Regions from separate parts of the Homo sapiens genome. Here region 1 is linked to region 2. The links are chromatin contacts, found by Hi-C or POLR2A ChIA-PET in ENCODE. All regions are on one chromosome and are shown on one strand. Each heading gives the region's core, a stretch centred on a gene start or an enhancer-like site at or near the end of the contact. The rest is flanking DNA. Distances are from core to core; before and after follow the strand shown. Region 1 overlaps DLEU1 (deleted in lymphocytic leukemia 1). Region 2 holds the start of PHF11 (PHD finger protein 11).

The links. Hi-C counts contacts between places; a loop is a spot of excess contacts on that map. ChIA-PET counts read pairs that join two places held with the same protein, here RNA polymerase II (POLR2A). Pooled maps may share reads with other maps.
Region 1: a pooled map shows a loop between it and region 2 (6-fold over the local background). The contact joins the enhancer-like site here to the promoter of PHF11 in region 2. A Hi-C loop is called at or near these places in 5 of 50 pooled maps. POLR2A ChIA-PET finds 5 or more read pairs at or near these places in 3 of 52 experiments (B cell, IMR-90 and WTC11).

What each region holds. Positions count from the first base shown.
Region 1 is chr13:50,365,657-50,368,825 of GRCh38, forward strand. The region is part of intron 2 of DLEU1 (deleted in lymphocytic leukemia 1); the gene reads left to right. Among named protein-coding and RNA genes, the nearest start is that of DLEU1-AS1, 160 kb to the right of the region's middle. RefSeq lists a silencer at 1,177-1,471. Within about 2 kb of position 1,320, at least 16 of the 41 ENCODE cell types and tissues checked have a DNase peak (open chromatin) inside an H3K27ac peak, as active enhancers do; they include B cell, where a contact is called at or near this core.
Region 2 is chr13:49,494,182-49,497,321 of GRCh38, forward strand. It overlaps PHF11 (PHD finger protein 11), which reads left to right and starts at 1,772. Exons shown (of 10, transcript NM_001040443.3): 1 at 1,772-1,914. The coding sequence starts at 1,821. All of the region lies in intron 12 of SETDB2-PHF11 (SETDB2-PHF11 readthrough), which reads left to right. SETDB2 (SET domain bifurcated histone lysine methyltransferase 2) reads left to right here. Exons shown (of 14, transcript NM_001160308.3): 14 at 1-822. RefSeq lists enhancers at 578-1,263, 1,574-1,813, 2,304-2,353 and a silencer at 1,834-2,113.

The DNA.
Region 1 (3,169 bases), core at 70-2,569, 870 kb after region 2:
TGTAAAATATGGAGCCATAGGCTCTCTATCAACAGGTGGGAGTGAGAGGCAGTGAAATCTGAGTTATGACTGTTAAGGTGACTGTTTAAGTATACCCAGGCTGTGAGGCCTGGGGGAAATCAGGTTACACAGAAGCCAAGTTAACCCGGATCCAGCTCCACCTTGCAGAGTTTCGTTAACAGAAGGGGTCCTTGGTACAAACCCGCTGCCGGTCAGAAACTGGCCTGAGGCCAGAAACTCATTTTACCTTAACCTCAGAATGTCCATCAGATGATGAGGTTCTTGCCTAGGACGGATATTTTTCTAAGTTGGTACTCAGAGATTGACTTAAGAGTCCTTAAAATTTCACAATGAGTCACACATAAGGCCAGGTTTGCTGAAACCGAAAGTGTTGAAACTGCCTGGGGGCAATTTGTCGGTAACCTGTAGGCATTTGAGAAGCTATGAAAAGGATTAATATAATGCATAAAATGAAAGACAAGCAGTGGGGGTGGGGAGTGAGAAAACTATTTCCAGTGAACATAGCCCTAGTTCAGAAGACGAAATCTATATTTCACTCAGCAGAGGGTACAAATCTGTATTACATTAACTCAGCAATTCTAACCAAAACAAAGACAGGATGGCAAATATTTAAACAGTGATTAAACAGTGCCCAGGCAATAGGAAATGTCTGCTCTTGCCAACTGTTTGCTTGAATGAAATAAAATAAATAAGGGGCATACAAACTGTGTCTTCCTGGTTGTTCTCAGGGACCTTCTCTGGCATAGGGGCAGCTCCCTCAATCATGAACTTGAGTCTCATGGGTCCCATTAGAAATAGCCTAATGAGAAAGAACTCTGAAAACTGTTAATGGCTAACAGGGTACAGAATATGTATTTTTCTTTTAACGTATTTTACGTATATAAATGGCAGGGTACAATCAGAGCAGATTTCCCCACCAGGAGGTTGAATGCTTAATTCAAAACAAACGCCTATTGAATTTGATAGTAGATCTCTCCCCTCTCTCCCTAATTTGGCTTTTTGCCAGCTGTTAATCTAATTGCAGGGGTGGCAGCCTGAGATTCTGTGGCCCTCTAGGGCAACTCAAAGTACATATTGTCATTACTAATTATTATATAGTGTTGCTGTGATTAAAAGCACCACTGTCCTTTGAAAAGCCTCAAATGAGATGACAGCACAGAAGCACCTGAGTGTGCCCCATAAACTGATATTCTATTTGCTGTGCCATTAAAGTTCAACAATGCCATTATGTCTTAAGTGACAATGAAAAGTTCCCATTCCAGCTTTTAGTCAGAATGACCACAAGTTTGATGAAACCCCACTCAACCTCTTCTCCAGTCATCTTGAAAGTGAAGCTGTTTGGTGTGTTGGTGTGAGGTAACTAACCATGGTGCTACTATGCGCTTTTGTAGGCAGAGCTGGCCTGGTGACTTAATTCACATTGGGACACTTACTGTCACATTCATCGCACTGGATTAAATACTGCAACTGAACAGCCAAAAGAAGAGGTATCGCTATAGGTTGAGTGATATCTTCCCCTCAAAAGATGTGTAGAAGTCCTAATCCCCATTTCCTCAGAATGTGACGTTATTTGGCAATAAGGTCGTTGTAGATACAATTAGTTTAGATGAAGTCGTACTGGAGTAGGGTGGGTCCCAAACCAAGATAACTGGTGCCTTTATAGGAAGGGGAAATTTGTACACAGGGAGAACGTCTTGAACATAAAGACAGAGGTGGGGAGATGTAACTCCAATCCAAGGGATGCCAAAGATTGCCAGCCAACCACCAGAAGCCAGGAGAGAGACCTGGGACAGGTTCTCCCTCACAGCAGAGTGGGCTCATGTCTTAGCCTGTTTGAGCTGCTATAACAAAATACCATAAACTAGATGGCTTATAAACAACAGATATTTATTTTTCATAGTTCTGGAGGCTGGGAAGTCTGAGATCAAGATACCAGCAGATTCAGTGTCTAGTGAGGGCCCATTTCCTGGTCCACTGATGGTGCCTTCTGACTGTGTCCTCACATAGGGGAAGGGGCAAACTAGCTCTACGGGGTCTCTTTTATAAAGGTTCTAATCCCATTCATGAGGGCTCCTCCCTCATGGCTTCTCAAAAGTCACCACCTCCTAATACCATCAACTTGGAGGTTAGGATTTCAACATATGAGTTTTGAGGGGACACAAACATTCAGACCAGAGTAGCCCCTAACCCAATATGACTGGTGTCTTTATAAGAAGGTGGCTTTGTGAAGACAGAGACACATGAGGAGAATGCCACGTGACAACTAAGGCAGAGACTGGCATTAATGCAGTTACAAGCCAAAGAATGCCAGAAATTGCCAGTGAATCACCAGTAGCTAGGAGAGCAGCAAGGAAGGACACTCACCCGCAGGTTTAGGGGGGAACATGTCCCTGCTGACACCTCAATTTTACACCTCTAGCCTCCAGAATTGTGAGAGAATATGATTCTGTTTTAAGCTGCTCAATGTATGGTGCTTTGTTATGGTAGCCCTAGGAAAGGAATACAGTCAGGAACACTCTTGTCCATAGGCAACATGGGATGTAGCAATGTATGGCCAAATCTTTCTCCTCCCACCATACAGAACACATTCATTCAAAGAGTATAAATTGGCCCAAGCTTAATAGACATTCTCTTTTTTACTAGTGGGTCAACACAAGTATAGGCCAGGTTAGTTCTATAGATAAAACAGAATTTGAAATGTGTAATGTTAAAGCCAAAGGTCCAATGGCTATTTATTCCACATTCTATATAACTACCCTAACTCAAGCAGCCGCTCTAAAACCCCAGTGACTAGGACCCTGAAAAAGTGTTCTTTAAAGTGTCAGAACAGAGATTCAGACTCTCAGAATTTGCTGTTTCAGTTTGAGAAGATGAAGAGTTTGAAGATGAGAAGACTCAAATTTGAGTCCAGCACCCAGCTGCCAGTCTAGCAGCCCATTGTAGCCCCCAGAGAATGAAAATGGAATGCTTGGTCCAATCCCCATGGTGGGTGTCCTCCAGGAAGCTCTGGGGTTCCCAACTGGCCTCCAGCCATACCAGGGCCATATAGATTCCTTAAAATAAATATCTATTTGTGTGTTGCCTTTTGGTGGCTCTGATCATCTATAGCATCAAGTCTAAGCATGATGCTTGAATAAGCCTCCATGAT
Region 2 (3,140 bases), core at 522-3,021:
TTTTTAATTTCTAAGAGCTCCCCTTCTCCGAATATTCTTTTTTTTTAATAGCATCCTATTTTGGCTCATGGTTGCAGTATTTTATCTCCTTGAAGATGTTTGTGTGTTTATGTATGTATATGCACACACGTATACATACACATACAGGCATGCATCTCTGTATTCTTTCGGCATAATCTGTGTCCTCCAGGGTTTGTTTCTTTGTTTCCCCTGTATGTTTGTTTTGGTCGTTCACATTATAGGCTTTCCTCAGAGTTAATGGTCTTGGTAGTCTACTCATATTTAAGTGTGGAACACCAAAAAGCTTACTATAAGCTGAGAGTGTGGTAAAGGGCTCTTTGTTTTACTATGACCTACCTGAGCTATCTTGCTGGGGAACACCCTAATGTCAGTCTCTTTATAAAGGGCCTTTCATTTTGGCCTGGCAAGAAATACTCTTTCATCCTCCTGCATGGAGGGCAAAAAAAAATTTAAAAATTGGCTGCTAGGGTCTGTCTGCTCACTTCCCTGTTTTGCAGACCCCACACTCTTCTGCAATTCATTTCATAGTTGTCAAGACTATACAAATTGTCCTTTTTAATGTTCTCTCTTCTGCTATCCCTAGTTGGCAGTCTTCCTCTTTACAACCTGCTGAAAGTGGAAGACCTCCAGTTTTCCTTTAATTCCTCAGCAAACCACCAACTATTATATGTCTTTTTTCCAGAACAACTTATTTTTTAACTATAATTATATGCATTTATGTTAGATTCACTGAAAACCTCATCTTGTATGGTGCTCTGTACCCTATGGGTGCTAAATAAAGGCTTGCTACTGGCAACTGGATTTAGGATCGGCTAATTCTGCGTCCTTTTAAGATATGCTTATTTAAGCCAAACTCGGTATGATAATTTTTTTTTTTTTTTTTTTTTTTTTGAGAGGGAGTCTGGCTCTGTCGCCTAGGCAGGAGTGCAGTGGCGCGATCTTGGCTCACTGCAACCCCCGCCTCCCGGGTTCAAGCGATTCTCCTGCCTCAGACTCCCGAGTAGCTGGGATTACAGGCGCCCGCCACCAAGCCCGGCTAATTTTTGTATTTTTAGTAGAGACGGGGTTTCACCATGTTGACCAGGCTGGTCTCGAACTCCTGACCTCGTGATTCGCCCACCTCGGCCTCCCAAAGTCCTGGAACTACAGGCGTGAGCCACCGCGCCCACCCGGCCAGTATGATAGTTTTTAGGAGGAACCCTCAGGAGAGTGATTGTTTCTCCCGCTGTGTTGTGGGGGGTGGAGTAGGGAAGCCTGGCGTTTGGGGTTTTTTTGTTTGTTTGTTTTTTGTGTGTGTTTGTTTGTTTGTTTGTTTTGAGACGGAGTCCCGCTCTGTAGCCCAGGCTGGAGTGTAGTGGCGCGATCTCGGCTCACTGCAAGCCCCGCCTCCCGATTCAAGCGATTCTCATGCCTCAGTGTCTGGAGTAGCTGGGATTACAGGCACCCGCCACCATGCCCAGCTAATTTTTGTATTTTTAGTAGAGACGGGGTTTCACCATGTTGGTTAGGCTGGTGTTGAACTCCTGACCTCGTGATCCGCCCTCCTCGGCCTCCCAAAGTGCTGGGATTACAGGCGTGAGCCACTGCTCCCGGCGTTTGGGTTTTTTAAGCTATTCAAATTAAGACTAGACTGGAATCTGGAGCAGTGTGTGTGACAACCCCTCTCTGCACACCCAACTTTCCCCGGGCCGGCTAGTGACTCAAAGCGACAGCCCAGATTTAAGAAAACGAAACCTAGTGCAGCTGGGGCACTTCCGGGATCTCGCTATCCGGCCGCCACCCGCAGCTGCAGCACAGTCATGGCCCAGGCGTCGCCGCCCCGGCCCGAGAGGGTGCTCGGCGCCAGCAGCCCGGAGGCCCGGCCCGCGCAGGAGGCGCTCCTCCTTCCCACCGGTGTGTACCGCGGGGGCGGGCGGGCGGGCGGGCGGGGCTGGGCAGCGACGGGCCCGGTCAAGGGGCCTGCCTTCCGGTCGTGGCCGCATGGGGGCCCGACCTGCCCCTACTCCGGGCCGGGGCCCTAGACGCCGGGGCGGCGCTGGACGAACTTGGCTCACCACTCGCGTGCCTGTTGGTGGGGGAGGGGGCCAGAGGACAGGGCGCGGCCCAGGCCAGTTCCACAGGTGGCTCTGACTGCCCATGGTTTCGCGCGAGTGGTGGGCACGCTTCGGTTTACCTCCCCCGCGGGTGACAGCCCAGTGCTTCCACCACAACCGATGTCAACTCTCCTAGCGCCCCTCCGCTCACCGGTAAACCAGGACAGTGGAGGGGCGCCCTGATGCGGTGAGGCAGGGGGCGGCCCTGAGGGAAGAGCTGGGTCTCACGTTCACGGAGGACGTGACTGGAACCCGTCTCCCCTTCTCCAGTCGTTCCAGTCCTCCCCGGCCCTCTACTTGAGTGGGTGGGTCTTCTGATGGGTTCCTGCCCTTGCGTGTGTGTATAGCTCCAAACGGTGTGCCAGGCTCAGGGCAAGGTCCTGAGCATACAAAGATGAGTTAGGCAGACCCTGCCCTAGAGACTCTACTAGGCAACTTTAATGAGGAGGTCAGAACCACAGAGGTACAGATGAGAGACTCCTGACTCCCAGTCTTCAGGGAAAGCTTTTTGAGGAGAGGATGGCTGGGCTTACCCTTTTTTTTTTTTTTTTTTTTTGAGAGGAGTTTCACTCTTGTTGCCCAGGCTGGAGTGCAAAGGCGCTATCTCGGCCCACTGCAACCTCTGCCTCCCGGGTTCAAGCGATTCTCCTGCCTCAGCCTCCCGAGTGGATGGGATTACAGGCATGTGCCACCACGCCCAGCTAATTTTGTATTTTTAGTAGAGAGGGTTTCTCCATGTTTCATGGGCTTACCTTTAAAGGGCAAGACTCAGCCAAAGGTGGAAAAGTTGAAGGGGTGTTCCCAGCAGAGAGGATGACACAAAGGCACCAAACCACAAAACGTCACACGTAAACATCATACGTGGCAACCACAAGCCAATCAGTTGGATATTTCATTCATTGGTATACATATGGACTGTAAGGTAAGTCACGGGAGATGCGCTTCCATCCTGACCTCTTCCTCAAACTCCAGACTGGTATAACCAACTTCTTCCATTTCTGAAATGATCTCAAACTGAGTATGTCC